Linked DNA regions of Homo sapiens: region 1 is linked to region 2. A link is a loop called in an ENCODE intact Hi-C map of the cell type or tissue named here. Cell type or tissue: dorsolateral prefrontal cortex. All regions are shown on one strand. Links, peaks and the distances in the headings refer to the core of each region. The heading gives the core; the rest is flanking DNA. Region 1 overlaps DIPK1C (divergent protein kinase domain 1C). Region 2 overlaps CNDP1 (carnosine dipeptidase 1).

Region 1 (9,395 bases), core at 811-8,810, 100 kb after region 2:
CAGACTGCTGCGTACGCTGGGCTCACATCATATGAATGAAACGCCCACCTTTAGTTGATTGGAAACTTGGCTAGCCGTTCTTTCAGGCGCAAAGGAGACTTCAGTAAAGGTGGGAGTCCCCTAAATCCCAGAAAGGGGAAGATAGTAGCAGCTACTCTTACATGACTTCTTAAGCGATTATTCATTTCCTAAAATAGTGACCATCTAAGCATTTGGTTTGAAAAGAGATCTATTTTCTAAAAAATCTTCAAGAAACACATGGGAAGTTTTCAGTCCAGTTGCTTACATATGGGTGGGCCTTTTGAGATTGTAGATTTTCAAAATGTGGGACCACAAAGTTTTTAAAGTAAATGATTTTTTAAGTGAGATTGAAATTGTTTTTTAAAAAAATGAGCCAGGTATACTAGCTAAGACAAGTTATGCTCCTAATTGATTCTGACGCGTGTCATCGTGTCATCGTGAATTGAACATAGGTGAGTCACTCATAGATTCTATTGACCCCTTCTAGTGTTACACTGAAGTTTTAGCAAGTTTTGTTGTTGTTGGTTTGGTTTTTTTTTTCTTTTTCTTTTTCTTTTTTTTTTATGGAGTTTTGCTCTTGTCTCCCAGGCTAAAGTGCAATGGCGTGATCTCGGCTCACCGCAACCTCCACCACCATGCCTGGCTAATTTTGTATTTTTAATAGAGATGGTGGTTTGTCCATGTTGGTCAGGCTCGTCTCGAACTCCCAACCTCAGGCGATCCGCCCACTTCGGCCTTCCAAAGTGCTAGGATTACAGGCGTGAACCACCACACCGGGCCAGTTTTATGAAGTTTTAAGTTGCAAGAGCTCTTTGATTTTTCTTAGTAACCCATAAAAGTCCTTTTCATTTATAAATTTTTCCCCCCTGGTTTTCTTTTTTTGTGAAGGGAGTGCTGATAGACTAATTATAGTAAACAAACATTGATGGTTTAACTAGAGGGGAATACCTATTTACAAATTTAATGTAGTAATCCTTTAGATTAAGATAGAAAACGAATGCCATTTTTCATTTACCTTTGGTTAAGTGAGGAAAGGCTTAATAATGGAAATTAAATCGTCTAGTATAATTTAAGTAATTGCTAATCATGACTTTCCCAGCATTCCAGGTCATGAATTAAAACCAATTCTGTTTAGAGGCTTTACCAATATATCTTCAATGGCAGCCATATGGAATCATTTCTAGTCAGACATAAAGCTGGAGAGGTTGGTTCTGCCCCTGAAGATCGAAGGTTTGGCAGTCTTTCCTATTGCCAAAAGAACGATGTCGGAGGCCACATCCATCTCCCTAGGTGTCGATGTGACGCTGTCTCCACGAACTGGTTTGTGGGGGAGCAGACTTTGCCACAGGCCCTGTTTGAGTTCCTTACTCTTTACACATTCTCAGAACTCTTTCTCCCCCTGTCTTCCTGCCACTTCCTTTTCTACCGTTTTCATCCTGGATGTGTTGATGCGAGATCCACACAGTGCCCTGGCTCAAATTTTACCCAGGACACTCTCAGGACAGGGTTTAAATACGACCCCAATCTTCACAATCCCAACTCTGCTGGGCTGAGTTGCCAAGTAGAGGTTGGCATTGTGGCTTCCGAGGACTTGAACTGAATTGAGCCTCTGTCTCCGCTCCCCTGGCACTTTCCAATTCATTCTGCCTGGCTTTTATCCGTAATAATAAAACTGGTTGTTATTTTCCTGATGGGCCTCCAGACTCTCATTAGCTTTCACTCTGAATACCAGAGCACAGAAGAAACCACTTTGCCAGCTGAGCTGAAGGGAGACTTTCTGGCAGCGCCCAGGGAGTTGTGGTGGATTCCCCACCCCCAGTAGCGGGGGCTGCCAGTGTTCCCAGGCTCTCGCCTGGCGGGGGGCGTTGCTGGCCTGGCAGGGGTGAACCCACCTGTAGGATAAAGGAATCAGAGGAAAAAGCTTAGGGACGAGTCAGGGGATGGGGGTCAGAGGTCTCCATGTTCTCCCCAAGCCCACACTCCACCTCCCCAGGGAGGTTCCCCTCTAGCCAACCACACCCCCCTGACAAGTTTCTAGAAGAGCCAACCTGAATTGTTCCAAAGGAATTGAGTCCCTGGTCTTCCAGCTTGGATTTTCCTGGTCAGACTCTAGGGCTCCTCTTAATGGCAGCTTTAATAGGAACAACACACTGTAATCAAGAAATAGGTGCACTCAGATCTCTGGAGGCCCGCTTTTCTAGTGGGCTGTGTCAGCAGGCCCAGCCAGCTGGGGAGCTAGCTTGGTGCTGGATCACTGATACACCTGGCTTCTCATTCATTCTGCAGGCTGAACTCTTCACACAGAGGCTGAAGATGTGGGCTGCTGCCTGTTGACTCTTCCTCTGGGAAGGCACTGTGCGAATTGTTTCGTGGGGCTTATTTCACTGAATTCCCTCAACAACCTCTATGAAGTATTTGCTTTTAGTATCCCCATTTTACAGATGGCAAAACTGAGCCCCAGGGAGGTGAAGTGACTTGCCCTGCTTCACACGGTGAATATGGTGAGGAGCCAGGACATGACTCTGTGTAGTCTGATGGTAGCAATGACGTGACAGTAAGTGGCTTCTCTAATAATGGAAACCCTACATAACAACTCGTATACTTAACCCTTCCATAGCAAATCATTTTCAAAGCATGTCAAAGATATTCCCACAGACTCTGTTGTCCTGAAGGCTTAACTGCCTTTTGGCTAGTTAGGTCTTGATGGAATTTCATGTAGTTGTCTACATTAGAGATTCGGTTTTAATAGGGCAGGCTTATCTTTCTTTGCTGCTGTGATAGAAACTGTCAAGGTCCCAATGGGACTACAGCATCCAGGGCTCATATCCAGAGAGATTTCTCAGCAGCGAATGGTTCTGCCTGAATGCTCGGCCACATTCCTAAAGTAGGGAGCGGTTACACAGTGGACGAGCTAACTGAGCTGAGATTCTGCAAAGCACAGCATAGCTACTTCGGGAAGGAATACCACTGTGAAGTCTGAATGTTGCTAACTGCCTAGGAGCTTAATGCTCCTTAAAAACAAACACACAAAAGGAAACCCGGCCCTCAGACATGACCTCTGGGACCTTATCAACAGTTTTTCTAGACTAGAGTGGACAGGTTTTGTTTTTGCCTGAGAACCATGACATAAATTAGAGACATACTAAGCAATGATTGCAAAGAGTGCTGCTTACCAAAGCTGGGGCTGATTTGATGGGAATGTGCATCAATGTAGATATTTTCACATCCATGAGAAGCACAAATCCACTGCAAATGTTATTAAATTTTAAAAGCACACTAGAGTTAGCTGCAATGAGACTTTAACTTGTTTTTTTCAGTTTATTTTCAACTCCAATACCTGTGGATTTTATATGCGCACACATTTGGGTACAAAAATGTACCTGTCTTTAAGCTGGCCTTAGGAACTCCTCCTACGCACAGAAGGAGTCTGAGAAAGACTGATTTTTAAAATGGACCTGCATAAACAACTTCTATTGAGTTAAAAAAAAACCCAGCTATTTCAACAGGACATGCTGCTAATAAAATGATTCTACTATTATCTTTAACATGATGAAAGTTTTTGGAGTTTTTGTTTGTTTTCTTGAGACAGGGTGGCTCACTGCAGCCTCTACCTCCCAGCCTCAAGCAATCCTCCTGTCTCAGTCTCCCAAGTAGCTGGGACTATAAGTGTGGCCCAGCTAATTTTTTTTTTTTTTTAATTTTTGTAGAGACAGGGGTCTTGCCATGTTGCCCACCCAGGCTGGTCTTGAATTCCTGGGCTCAAGTGATCCTCCTGCCTCAGCTTCCCAAACTGCTCGGATTACGGGCATGATCCACTGTGCCTGGCCCGATGAAAATTTTAAATTCAAACTTGCAATTTGTACATTAAGTTGACTGTTTTTTTTTAAAAGGCTGGATGAAATCTTTTTCTGTGCTTAGCAGGCACAGACATGCAGAACAATGCTGCAGACTTACTTTAACACTGGTAAGCCATGGGAGACGAATTTTGCACTCTACATAAGAAGAGTAGGAACTGAAACGCCAAAAATACTTCATTGTAAAGGATATCAAGGAATATCTGTGCCATAACCACACTTGTATACAGACGGTCCCTGACTTTTAATGATTTCACTTATGATTTTTCAACTTTATGACAGGGTGAAAGTGAGATGCATTCAGTAGAAACTGCACTTTGAGGATCCATGCAACCGTTCTGCTTTTCACTTTCAAGGCAGTTTTCAATAAATTACGTGAGATAGTCAACACTTTATTTTACATAGGCTTTGTATGAGATGATTTTGCCCTGCCATAGGCTGACGTAAGTGTTCTGAGCATGTTTAAGGTAGGCTGGGCTAAGCGATGATGCTCAGTGCGTTAGGTGTATGAAACGCATTTTCAACTTACTCTGGGGTTGTTGGGGTATCATCCATTTTAAGTTGAGGAAGAGCTGTGTGCGTTTTAATGCTCTCTTAGGACAAGCGCGGTGACTGGGATACTGAAAAGTTAGGTTATAAACCCAAGACCTTACCTGTGGAAGCTGGCAGGTCTGGTCAGCGCTTTTGTCACCTGCTGCACTTTCTGCCCTTTCTGACACCCAGTGTCGCCGCAAGAAGCAGGCGTCAGGGAGGCAGGTTTACAAGTCAATGTGCTGATCTTCAGAAAAACAGCCAAAATGAACGTTTCCTTCCAAAATCCATGAGCTGGATGCCAAATTCAAAGTTATACCATTGTTCTAAATGTCTCACAACTCCTGTTTGGAATCGCCCTCCAAATTCACAGGGGCAAATCTCGTATAGATTTGTATTTCATCGATGAGGCACAGTTTGTGTTAAACACGGTGCTGTGGGGACCTGGCCCAGTGATGCACTCACATGGCCATGATTTAATGAGCACTGGGGTAGGAGAGGAAGACAAGAATTCCACTTAGGGGTGGGACTGGCTTCCGGGCAAAGGTTGATTTGGCCAGGCCGGGTAGGAAGCGTGTAAGTACAATGGAGACACCCAAAACGGCATTTCGAATAGCGCAGCCCAGCCTGTCAGTAGGTGCTTGCTTCAACTGTGCCCTCTCCTCCCAGGGGCTGTTTCTGGTTCTCTGAACACACAGGGCTACTTTGAAACTCGGGGCCTTTGCACAAGTTCTTCTCCGTGACTCAGCTGCCCTCTCCCTTGTCTGCTAAGGCAGACTTCTAATTCGCTTTCAAAATTGAGCTCAGAGGCGTCTCCCCCAGGAAGAAGATGCCCCGGCCCCCCACCCTTTCCTGGCCAGGGCTGGAGAGGGAGCTAGCTTTGAGCGAGCCACCTTAGGCCGGGCACTGTGTTGGGACTGTCTCCCTGTGACCTTGTTTGACTCCATTACACAGTACCATTGTCCTCATTTTCCAGACTCGGAAACAAGCCACACAGCAAGCCAGGGGCAGAGCCCAGAGGCAGACCCAATCTGTGCCAAGCTTAGCCTCACTGTGGCCCTGCCCTGTCACTCTAATGTCATTTAGGAATTTCGAAGCCTGTCCCCTCTGCTCCGTGAACTCCGGAACCTGGCAGCTGTGGCCAGATGGTGGCCCATCCAGGCTCATGCACAGCTGGGAAAGCTGGAGCTGTTGATTTGGGAGTGGCCCAGTCCCAATCCCAGTGAGGCAGAGAGGAGGTGGCTTCTTGGCCGGCAGGTGTCTCTCATGGCTAGTGGCTATGGTGGCCACAGTTCAGATGAGAGGGGTGAGGGCCCTGGCAGTCACAGTAGGCACCCTCCTCACTCTGCTTTTCACAGGCTAATGGAAAACCAGGCCCAGTGTCTCTGACATTTTTCTCCTGAGCCTCCTCTCTCAGTTGCAACCAGGACCACATCTCCCCGCCCTCCCCTCCTCAGCACTGTGGGACTCTGAAGCTCCCAGCTTAGGATCACACCTTTGGCTGCACTGGAGTCCTGTTGTGTGCTTTTCTTTCTTTTTCAATGGTTCTCTACTTTATGCAAAAGTACTTTTGATTAAATTAGATATGTGATAACACTATAAAATTTTATGGGAGTGAATCCAACTATTTTGGGTATCATGCTTACAGAAGCTTTTTTTTAATTTAAAAGGAGATCAGGAAACAATTTTTTTTGCACTTTCTTATCAGATTTATAGAGACGTGAAACTATGTAAATACCAGAACAAGTAGGGGACAAACCCCAACAAGTAAAATGAACAGCCCTTACTGTTCCTGCCATCTATATCTTCTTGCTCACGGTGGCCTCAGTTCCTTATCATTCGTCCTCACCTCACCTCTCAGGGCTCTCCTGAAAGGTCTCAGAGGAGCCTGACCAGCTGCCGCTTTCCTCCGAAGGGCGATGTGGAGGTGATCGCAAGCAAAGCATGCTGGGCGCAAAGGGTCCGGATCCTCCCATGCACCTTTCATGACCCCGTGCCTGGGAAAGAGTGACCCGGGTTAAAGCCAAAGAATGACATTTAACCAAGATTCTGTTGAGTTCAATTCCAAGATGAACACAGGAGGTGCACAACTCCAAATGTGTTTAAAGCAGCTGGTGAGTGTGTGTTCATACAACTTCCTAAAGGATGTGGGTTTCCAAAGACATAAAGTCAGCCCCAGGCAAATAGGGTGGTGTCACTAGCTCCAGGGCGAGGTTCCTGAGTTTCTATCTACAGGCCTGTCTCGCGTGCATCATTGTGTTAGCCAAGCAAGACCCCCCTCATCCCCGCCCAATGCATTATACAGAGATCTAAAATGCAGCGGCTGGCAGGAGCACCCCCGCAGCAGGAAGCCAGGGGGGCAGTCAGACAGCTTGGCATTGGCCTTTCAGGCTGTTGTACTACCTGAAATAGTTCTGAAAAATATCTAGATACCTCTTTTAAGCACTGGGAGTGCTTCTTTTCAGTAAGCGCTTTGAACGATTAGCCTGCAGTGTTTATAAAGGCCCCCAGTCCCTCTCTTATCTGCTGTTTTGGGGCCAGGTGTGTCTCAAAATTCAAATCTTGTTGAATGTTAGAAAGATCATATAGTACCTTATATTTTGCTTATGGGGCAGTGCCAGTAATCAAGTTAATAATTCTACAGCAAAATGTATGCGAATTCACATCAAGTCAAACACATATAGATACAAATAGGCTCGTGTCTTTTCAGCTGGGTTTTGACACCACATAAGGTCAAATGAGTCATGAAAAACTCGTAGTTTTCAGAGGCTTTTTGACTTTGGATTTTTTTTTTTGAGACAGATTCTTGCTCTGTTGCCCAGGCTGGAGTGCAGTGGCACAATTTCAGCTCACTCCAACCTGCGCCTCCCGGTTTCAAGTGATTCTCCTGCCTCAGCCTCCCTAGTAGCTGGGACTACAGGCATGCACCACCATGCCCAGCTAATTTTTGTATTTTTAGTAGAGACCAGGTTTAGCCATGTTGGCCAGGCTGGTCTTGAACTCCTGGCCTCAAGTGATCTGCCCGCCTCGGCCTCCCAAAGTGCTGGGGTTACAGGGGTGAGCCACCATGCTCAGCCTGATTTTGGAATTATTTATACATCTAGACACTGGAGGTCCAGCTTTTGACCTCAAGGAGCTACTTGTAATCTGCTTGGAATGGGTAAAGCTGATCTACCTAGCCACCTGCGAGGCTGGGCAGTATCTGATTATGAACCCAAGGCTGTTCCCAGGCTTCTCCTGATGCCTGGTGCTCGTGCATACACTGTGGTGTGCACACACACTTCCCTCTTGGCCAGTACAATCATCATGCAGGGAGGCAGGGAGTGTGACGCAAGGAAGGAGTTTGAGGCCCAGAGCAGGTAAGGATGTGGCAGCGTGGTTAGACCATGGAATCCAAGCTCAGTGGCCCTTGGCCCCATCCTTTGTCCCAGCACCAAGCTGCCCTTTGCTACTGTTGAGCCTTCAAGGTCCTTTCTCACAAATGAAATGGGGTGAGAACAACAGCTTTGGGATTTGGTATTTCTCATGCCCTTAGAGGAACGAGGGTGACTCTGTTGTTTCATGTGCTATAGAAGTTCCTGGAAGGAAGAGCGGCCTTTATTTGCTGACATGGAGGAAGATTCATTTGTCGGGGAAATGGGCGGGATTAGGAAATACACTCAACCCCTAATCAAAGTGGTCCCATGGTTTAGATTTTCTGAAAAACAAAAGAGAGAAGAGGATGACAGTCTTCTCCTTCCTTCCATTCTGCACTTCTTCCTTCCCTGCCTCTGGCAGGATTATCGGGCTGGACGGGCTTCTCAGGGAATTTGTGGTGTGGTGGGGAAGGTCGCCAGGTCCCCTAGTGGCTCCATCTTAAGGCCTCCTGAGGTTTAGGAGAAACACCCCATCCGGGGGCTCCTGGACAGCCTTGCTCACCGCCGCTCAGATGCAAACACTCCCTACTCTTTTATCCTGCATGGGTCCTCCTTGGTCCCTCCTCTTCTCCAGGTCACCAGCCATGAGCCCTGTGCCCACTCATGTGTCCTCTAGAGGCTTCTCCTCTAAACATCTGCAAACCTGCAGCCTGCAAGCTTTATAGGGCACTCCATTTCATGTGGAAAACAGTAAGCTCAAGGAATGTACTTGCAGGAAGGGTCATTACTGCGGTCAAGCCTGGGGGCAGATAGGGCTCCTGGGGTCCCCTCTGCTGAGACCTGACCTAGCTGCTTAGATGTGGGACTTAGAAGCTCTCCCAGTGACCCTGAAGTGTAGGCAGAGTCGAGAGCTACTGGCCTGGTCCAGCCCCTTCACCTGTTGGTTTCCTGGCCTCTGGCTTTCCCGGAGTCACCCAGCTGAACGATGGGAAGTCGTGCTTCCCGGCCGCAGGTGTCCTGATTCTGTAGACCCGTCCTAGGCCTGACTGAGTCGTGTAATGACTGTGAGCGGCTCCTTTAACCTTCCTCTGAATTACTCACTGGCTGAGTGGCCTCTGAGATCCACAGGGCTGAGGTTTCTCTGCACAGCTGGATTATCAGCGTCCTGAGGGCAGAGGCTAGGCTGTCCCCTTCCCTAACCCGAGCCGAGAGACGGATGGCACCAGGCCCTCCCCATGGTGACCGACTGTTCCCTTCCTTCCAGTGCCAGGACTACCAGGGCGGCACGCTGGCCGGGGACCTCTGCGAGGACCTGTGTGTGGCGGGAGAGCTGCTGTTCCAACGCTGCCTGCACTACAACAGAGGCAAGAAGGTGCTGCAGGCCGACTGGCGCGGCCGGCCCGTGGTCCTCAAGTCCAAGGAGGAGGCCTTCTCCAGCTTCCCGCCCCTCAGCCTGTTGGAAGAGGAGGCAGGGGAGGGTGGCCAGGACATGCCCGAGGCCGAACTCCTCCTGATGGTGGCTGGGGAGGTCAAGAGCGCTCTGGGCCTGGAGTTGTCCAACAGCAGCCTGGGGCCGTGGTGGCCGGGCAGGCGGGGCCCACGCTGGCGGGGACAGCTGGCCAGCCTGTGGGCC
Region 2 (8,000 bases), core at 1-8,000:
GGTGGGCGGATCACTTGAGGTCAGGAGTTGAAGACCAGCCTGGCCAACATGGTGCAACCCCATCTCTGAGAGACCCAACCACAACCCTGTCTCCTCCCTCCTCTCCCCTCCCTGACCCCTTCTCAGTCTCCCCAGCCCGTCCACCTCTGGGATGACTCCACCTGGGTGTCCTTGGGAGCCTAAGAGCCAGCATTCCTCCTTGACCCCTGACAGGAAGGTCCTGTGGCAAAGTGGGCAAGGTCACCCCTTCACAGAGGCCCCCCAGAGCCCTGTCTGGAGTGGGAGCTGCCAGCATCAGACCCAGGGGCCACCTGCACATCTGGAGGGGCCATCAGCAACATCTCCCCCAGTGCAGCCCGAGCCATCAGAGGCGGGCTGGAGAAGAGGAGGGAGGGAGCGAGGGCTGGGAAGGGCCAAGGGGGCTGCAGCCCTTGGTCAGACCGCCTACGTCAGGTTCTTGGCTAGGAAAGCCACCAGCTATCCCCAGGAGACCAGCTGGGCTCCACTTTAGAAGCCAAACCCACCCTCCTGCAGCAGGAGGAAGGAGGGGAGAGTTTAACCCAGCCTGTCTCTGTTATTTTTGTCTCTGGAATCCCATCTTTTATTGTTTTAAATGTTTGAGATGTTTTACGTTATCAAATTCTGACTTGTTTAATCTATGATTCTTCAAATGCCCACCTTTCCGTAGGTGGAGGTGAGCAGGGGTTGCGGGGAGAACAAGGGGAACTAGGCTGGTGAAGTCTCAGTGCCATCCCCGAGACCTTGAGAGAGAGATGTGCTCAAGAGCATCCTTGAGAGGACGCTCATCATGGGTGTGGCCCCGCCGATGTTGCTTATTTTACAATGGAGCATCTGCAAGGCTGTTTGAAAAGCAGTTGGTTGAATATTTCACTTTTCATTCTGTCATTTTCATGGCTTCCTCTAATCCACCCTCCACAAAGCAGCCTGGGTGATCTTTTTAAAGGTGGGGCAGATCGCAAGACTCCCTGTTTTAACTCTTCCAAGAGGTCCCATTGCCCTTGGGGTAAAGCAAATATCCCCATGGCTCCCAGGTCTTACATGGTGGAGCCCACCTGCTTCTCCCACCAGACCTCCTCCCTTGTTGGGGTACCATGCAGGGCCCCTCCATCACTTCCCATGTGTTCCCAAATGCATTGCTGAATCTTCCTCCATGCTCCTGCCCATCCCTTGGCCTCAAGCCCCCATAGAGTGAAGGTGAGCTGGGGAGCATCCAAACTGACGAGCCCCCCAACACATTGCACAGTGCATCTGAAATGAATTTGTGCACAGGGAGCTGTGTTCTGTCTCTTCTAGGAATTCACTTCCAACAAAACATCTGGTCCTACTGAAAATGTCCCAGACGGCAATAAAGAGTGCATCTCCCTAACCAGAGTGTCACTCAGCACCTGGGGTCAATCCATCCCATGCCCAAAAGGAAAGCCACTCCCAGGCTGTTCTACCTTCTGTCAGATCAGCACTGAAATGCTACAGGGATGTTCAGGCTTCAAGAACTTTTCAGCTAGGATTCAGCTGGCATAAAATCTGAGTGACCACAGAGAACCTGTGTTCACAAAACAAAGTGGCAGAGTGAGAGTCAATGCTGGAAGAGGGCATGTGGATAAAGCAGTGCAGTCGGGGTGGCATCACGGGGAGACCACAGGCCTAATAGTCAGGAGGGCCAACACCAAGTTCAGCCCTGCCAGATCCCAGCTGTACTCCTTCGGGTACCTCTCTGAGCCTGAATTTCCTCAGCTGTCATCAGGGACTGGGAGCCTCACAGTGGCCGAGGACCCAACCAAAGAGCTATAGAAAAATGTGTGGCTCTGAGAGGACAGAGAGCTCACCAGCTGTCAGGAAAGCAGTAAGATGTGCCATGAAACGCAGACCATGTCCCATCATGGGGTGGGGATGGTCAACAGCAGCATCTTGGAGGAAACTGGTGCTGAACACTGATGGGAAGGAAGGGTAAGCTTGGAGAAGGGCAGGCATTCAGGGCAGAAGTTTTAACCTCTGGAAGTTTCCTCATTTTGAAGTAGGAGAATGTATCAAAACGTTCTAATAAGGGTCTGAATTTTGCTGGATAATAATCGAGAGGAAATTGTGAAGTTTAAGAATAGTTATAAATATTCTGGAGAGTGAACTGGCTTAAGGACACACATACATATCAATTGGATAGAACCGAAAATCCAGAAATAAATCCTCACATTTATGATCAACTGATTTTCATCGAGGGTGCGGAGATCATTCAATGGGGGAAAACAGTCTTTTCAATAAATAGTGCTGGCAGAATAGGATATCCACAAGCAAATGATAAAGTTTCACCCCCTTCCTCACACCATATATAAGAACTAACCCAAAATGATCAAAGACCTAAATGAAAGTACTAAAACCATACAACTCTTAAAAAAAAATAGCTGTAAATCTTCCTACCTTTGGATGAGGTGATGGTTTCTTAGATATGACACCAAAAGACAGGATCGATAAATTGGACTTCATCAAAAATAAAAACATTTGTGCACCAAAGAACACCATCAAGAAAATGAAAAGACAACACGTAGAATGTGGGGGGAGGGATTGCAAATCATATATCTGATAAAGGACTTATGTTGAGACTATAAATGACAATTACAGTTCAATAATAAAAGACAGCCCAATTAAAAATGTGCAAAGGATTTGAATAAACATTTCCTCAAAGAAAATATGCAAATGGCCAATAAACACATGGAAAGTTTAGGCTCAGCATGATTAGCCATCAGGAAAACACAAATCAAACTACATGAGACACAACTTCCTACCCTCTATGATGGCTAGAATTAAAAAGCCAGACACTAATGAGTTTTGACAAAGATGTAGAGAAATTGGAAACTTCATGTACTGCTGATGGGAACGCAAAAGCCTACAGCCACTGTGGAAAACAGTCGGAAAGTTCCTTGATCAATTAAACATAGAGTCACCATATGACCCAGCAATTCTATTCCTGAGTACATATCCAAGACAAGTGAAAACATATGTTCACACAAAAACTGGTAAGTGGATGTTTATAGCGGCATTATTCATAGTAGCCAAAAGGCAGAAACAAGACAAATGTTCATTAATGAATGAATGGATAAATAAAATGTGGTATATTTCACTGAAATATTATTTGGCTATACAAAATGATTTTTATCTTACATAAAAAGGAATGAAGTACTGGTACATGCTACAGTGTAGACAAACTTTGAACACATTGTGCTAAGTGAAATAAACCAGACACAACGGCCATGTATTGTGATTCCATTTACGTAACAGTCTAGAGTAGGTAACTTCATAGAGACAGAAAGTAGATTGGTGGTTACCCAGTGGGAAAATAGGAAGGGAGTGCTAATGAATTTGGGGTGATGAAAATGTTATAAAACCAATTGTGGCAATGGTTGTACAATTCTGAATAAACTAAAAGCCATTAAAATTACACACTTTAAATGGGCCAGTTGTAAGGTATAAGAATTATATCACAATACAGTCATTTTAAAAATAATCATAGCTATAACTACTCATTTGACAATACAAATATATTATTGAATATGAGAACTGTAGATAGAGGAAGCTATACAGTGGTTAAAAGCAAGGTCAAGGTAAGAACTGCGTCCAGTAGGTGGTGCTGATGAGCCACTCATGAACTCCCTGGCTACCCTGCACTCAGAAGGCTGAAGCCAGATCCAGCCCAGCTCTGTGGGACTTAGCCAGGAGCCAGGGGCGGCAGATGAAGCCAGTGGGAGAGACTCCTCTGGCCCTCCAGTAGCCGGAGAGGGAGCTCAGGTGTGAGGAAGGCTTCAATAAAGGCTCTTGGAGACAACAGTGGCTACTGGTTTTTTTTTTGTTTTTTTTTTTCGCAATCGATCCAATTGATCCATCTACATTAACATTTGAGCTTTTATTTTTCCTTCAGACAAGTTCCATTAAAAAAATTATTTGGTGTTCCTCTACAGTGAAAAATAAAAAAGGACAGTTGGAAGAAGGAAATAAGCTGCAGGAAAAAAATATGAAAACAATGATTGTTGTTAGGAGAGAATAGTTCAGATTCAGCAGGAATCTCCTCCTCCTCTGGCCTGGGGAGAGCAGCTTAGCCCTGGTCTCGAATAAAAGACTGACCTGATGCCCTGACCTGACAGTGGCCCTGACAGCAGGGGTCTGACAAGGGGAAGTGCACGACTTCATCTTCCCTCCCTTAATGAATTTCCTCCTCTCCCTCCCTTTTCCCCACAGAGCAGGGCAGCCTGCTATAGTCAATTTGCTGTCCAGGTTCATGGACATTGACTTTGGACATGAATCCCGCCTTCACCATCTGAGTGGGATCTGAGACTCCATCCATTTTTCTCCTGTTCCTCCATGCCTCTGTTTTTGTTTGTGTGTGTGTGTGTGTGTGTGTGTGTGTGTGTTACAGTTGTGCTTGACCTTGAACTAGTTATCTGTATTAGGCTATTCTTGTATTGCTATAAAGAAATGCCTGTGGTGGGGTAATTTATTAAAAAAAAATAGGGTTAATTGGCTCACAGTTCTGCAGGCTGTACAGGAAGCATGGTGCCAGCATCAGCTCACCTTGTGAGGAGGTCTCAAGGAACTTTTACTCATGGCAGAAGGTGAAGCAGGAACAGGCAGGTCATGTGGCCAGAGCAGGCGCAAGAGGGATCGGGGAGGTGCCACACACTTTAAACAACCAGTCTTGCATAAACTCACTATTGCAAGGACAGCACCTAAATACCTCCCGCCAGACTCCACCTCCAACATTGAGGATTACATTTCGACATGAGAGTTAGGCGGGGACACGTATCCAAACTGTATCATTCTGTCACTGGCCCCTCAAATCTCATGTCTTTCTCACATTGCAAAATACAATAATGGGCTGGGCATGGTGGCTCACGTCTGTAATCCCAGCACTTTGGGAGGCTGAAGCAGGAGGATCATGAGGTCAGGAGATCGAGACCATCCTGGCTAACATGGTGAAACCCCGTCTCTACTAAAAATACAAAACAAAAAACAAAAAACAAAAAAAAAAAATAGTCGGGCGTGGTGGCAGGTGCCTGTAGTCCCAGCTACTTGAGAGGCTGAGGCAAGAGAATGGCATGAACCCAGGAGGCAGAGCTTGTAGTGAGCCGAGATCACACCACTGCACTCCAGCCTGGGTGACAGAGCAAGACTGTCTCAAAAAAAAAAAAAAAAATTCAATAATGCCTTTCCAATAGTCCCCCAGCCTTCACTCATTCCAGCATTAGCTCCAAACTCCCAAGTCCAAAATCTCATCTGGAGATGAGTTCCTCTCACCTATGAGCCTGTAAAATCAAAACAAGTTATTTACTTCCAAGATACAATCAGGGTAGAGGCATTGGGTAAATGTTCCCACTCCAAAAGGGAGAAATCAGTCAAAAGAAAGGGGCTCCAGTCCCCATGCAAGTGTAAAACCCAGCAGAGTGTCATTAAATCTTAAAGCTCCAAAATAATCTCCTTTGACTCCATGTCCCACATCCAGGGCACTTTGCTGCAAGGGGTGGGCTCCCAAGGCCTTGGGAAGCTCCACCGCTATGGCTTTTCCAAGGTTAGGATGTAAGCTGCCAGTGGATCTACCATTCTGGGGTCTGGAGAATGATGGCCCCCTTCTCACAGCTTCATTAGGTAGTGCCCCAGTGGGGACCCTATGTGGGGACTCCAACCCCATAGTTTCCTTTTGACCTGTCCTAGTAGAGGCTCTCTGTGAGGGCTCCACCCCTCCACCTCTAGGTTCTTTCTAGGCACTGAGGCTTTCTCATACATTCTCTGAAATCTAGGTAGAGGCTGGCAAGCCTCCCTTACTCTTGCACTCTGTGTGTCTGTAGGCTTAACACCATGTGGAAGCTGCCAAGGCTTACAGCTTGCATGTTCTGAAGCAGTGGCCTGAGCTGTATCTGGGGCCCTTTGAGCCACAACTGGAGCCTTCTGAGGCTGTACAGAGCAGTGCTGTCCCAGGTCTGGCCCATGGAACCATTTAGTCCTCCTAGGCCTCTGGGCCTGTGGTGAGAGGGGCTTCCTCAAAGGTCTCTGAAATGCCATCAAGACCTTGTTCTCATTTTTTTTGGCTTTTAACACTTGGCTACCTTTTAGTCACGCAAGTCTCTCTAGCAAGTGGTTGCTCTGCAACCTGTTCAAATTCCTCTCCTGGTAATGATTTTTCTTTCTCTGCCACATGGCCAGGCTGAAAATTTCCCAAACTTTATGCTCTGCTTTCCTTTTAATCTTTTTCCCATTTAGAAAAAAAAAAAGTGCAGCTCACTGCCAGTGCTCATTTAATTTTATATAAACTCACTCTTTGAGGCTGAAGCAAATCTGACTGATTTTCAATGTGAAAATAAAATATAAAAACTGTTCGGGGAGTTCTTTCTAAACAGAACTAACATCAGAATCATCAGAACATCTATTTCAGATTCATTAAATGAATCTTTGACCCACAATTGTTCAAGAACAATGTTAACATCACGTGTAGGAATGCTACGTTTTCTAGGATTTGACATTTTCAGCAGTTGAAAATTACTACATTTTGTTAATGGAAATACCACTAACTAAAACCAGAATGCCATAAATAGAATGATGTCTGTTGTTTCCAAAGTCAATATACTAGAGTGATGTGAAAATAATAATAAAAGCAAGATAGTTCATGGCAAAGTTATCTCAGGGTAAATGCTGCAGCCACAAGTGCCACTGGTGAGTATTCTTGGGGCAACCAGGAAAAGGGTTAAATATAAATTCCAACTTTAAGTCATTTCTTTACTTCCACACCTGAACATAAGTTGTTAGAAGCAGCCAGGTCACATCTTGAACACTGCTACTTAGAAATTTCTTCTGCCAGATACCCTAAGTCATCACTCTTAAGTTCAAATTCCACAGATCCTTAGGGCATGAACACAATGCAGCCAAGCTCTTTGCTAAGGCATAACATGGGTGAGCTTTGCTCCAGTTCCCAATCAGTTTTTCCATCTGAGACCACATCAGCCTGGACTTCACTGCACACATCACTATCAGCAGTTTGGTCACAACCATTAACCAGTCTCTAAGAAGTTGCAAACTTTCCCTCATCTTCCTGTTTTCTTCTGAGCTCTCCAAACTCTTCCAACCTCTGTCTGTTACTGAGTTCCGAAGTTGCCTCCACATTTTCAGGTATCTTTATAGCGATGCCCCACTCCTCAGTACCACTTTTCTGTGTTAGGCTGTTCTTGCAGTGCTATAAAGGAATACCTGAGGCTGAGTAGTTTATAAAGAAAAGAGGTGTAATTGGCTCATGGTTCTGAAGGCTGTATAAGCATGGTGCCGGCATCTGCTCAGCTTCTGGGGAGGCCTCAAGGAGCTTTTACCCATGGTGTAAGGTGAAGAGAGAGCAGGCTCCTCACATGGCAAGAATGTGAGCAAGAGCAGGAAGCACCACACACTTTTAAACAACCAGATCTTGCAAGAATTCACTCACTATTGTGAGGACAGCACCAAGCCAGGAGGGACCCACTCCCATGACCCAAACACCTCCCACCAAGCCCCAACTCCAACATTGGGGATCACATCTCAACATGAGATTTGGCAGGGACACAGATCCAAACTCTCATCACCCATTGAAAATCTAGGGATGTCGAAAGGTTATTCCTGGCTTTTGACCTTGCAAAAAGAAGAAAGAGGAGCTGAAGAACAGGAAGTTGCGCTTGCGGGGGCTGGGGTTAGGGATGCGCAGGGTGAGTCCTGGACTGAGAGAGTCTTTTCGGCGGGGGTAGGCGGTTGCCCAGCTGAGGGTGGTAAGCTCCCACTGGCTATGGGACCCTGAGGGGAACCCCACTTGCTGCATAGGCCTGTGTTTATTCCAGGTGGTTATTCTTAGATTTTTAGATTTGGAACAAAAGTTCCAAGTGCCCCTGTGCTGAGTCTTTTCTCTAAATACTGTAACTCTTAGCGGGAGGTTTACATCCTCTGCTGTGTTACCATCACAACCTGTCCTTCCCCCGAAGCGAGAGGTC

Evidence for each region. A loop is a pair of places that touch in the nucleus more often than their neighbours do. Peaks named below come from ENCODE experiments on the same cell type or tissue, not always from the same donor. Only the 100,000 strongest peaks of a DNase experiment are listed, where the experiment ranks them.
Region 1: it touches region 2 in a loop (4-fold over the local background); 3 of 110 quality-filtered maps call a loop at or near these places.

The regions. Positions count from the first base shown.
Region 1 is chr18:74,446,915-74,456,309 of GRCh38, reverse strand. It overlaps DIPK1C (divergent protein kinase domain 1C), which reads left to right. Exons shown (of 4, transcript NM_001044369.3): 2 at 9,027-9,395. Among named protein-coding and RNA genes, the nearest start is that of DIPK1C, 5.7 kb to the left of the region's middle. In dorsolateral prefrontal cortex, for the core only: no CTCF peak of the experiment used is centred there; DNase peaks (open chromatin) are centred at 1,669 and 5,409; H3K4me3 peaks cover 1,457 bases; H3K27ac peaks cover 3,656 bases.
Region 2 is chr18:74,547,777-74,555,776 of GRCh38, reverse strand. All of the region lies in intron 1 of CNDP1 (carnosine dipeptidase 1), which reads right to left. Among named protein-coding and RNA genes, the nearest start is that of CNDP1, 17 kb to the right of the region's middle. In dorsolateral prefrontal cortex, for the core only: CTCF peaks have their summits at 3,433 and 3,633 (motif pointing right); a DNase peak (open chromatin) is centred at 3,656; H3K4me3 peaks cover 463 bases; H3K27ac peaks cover 2,514 bases.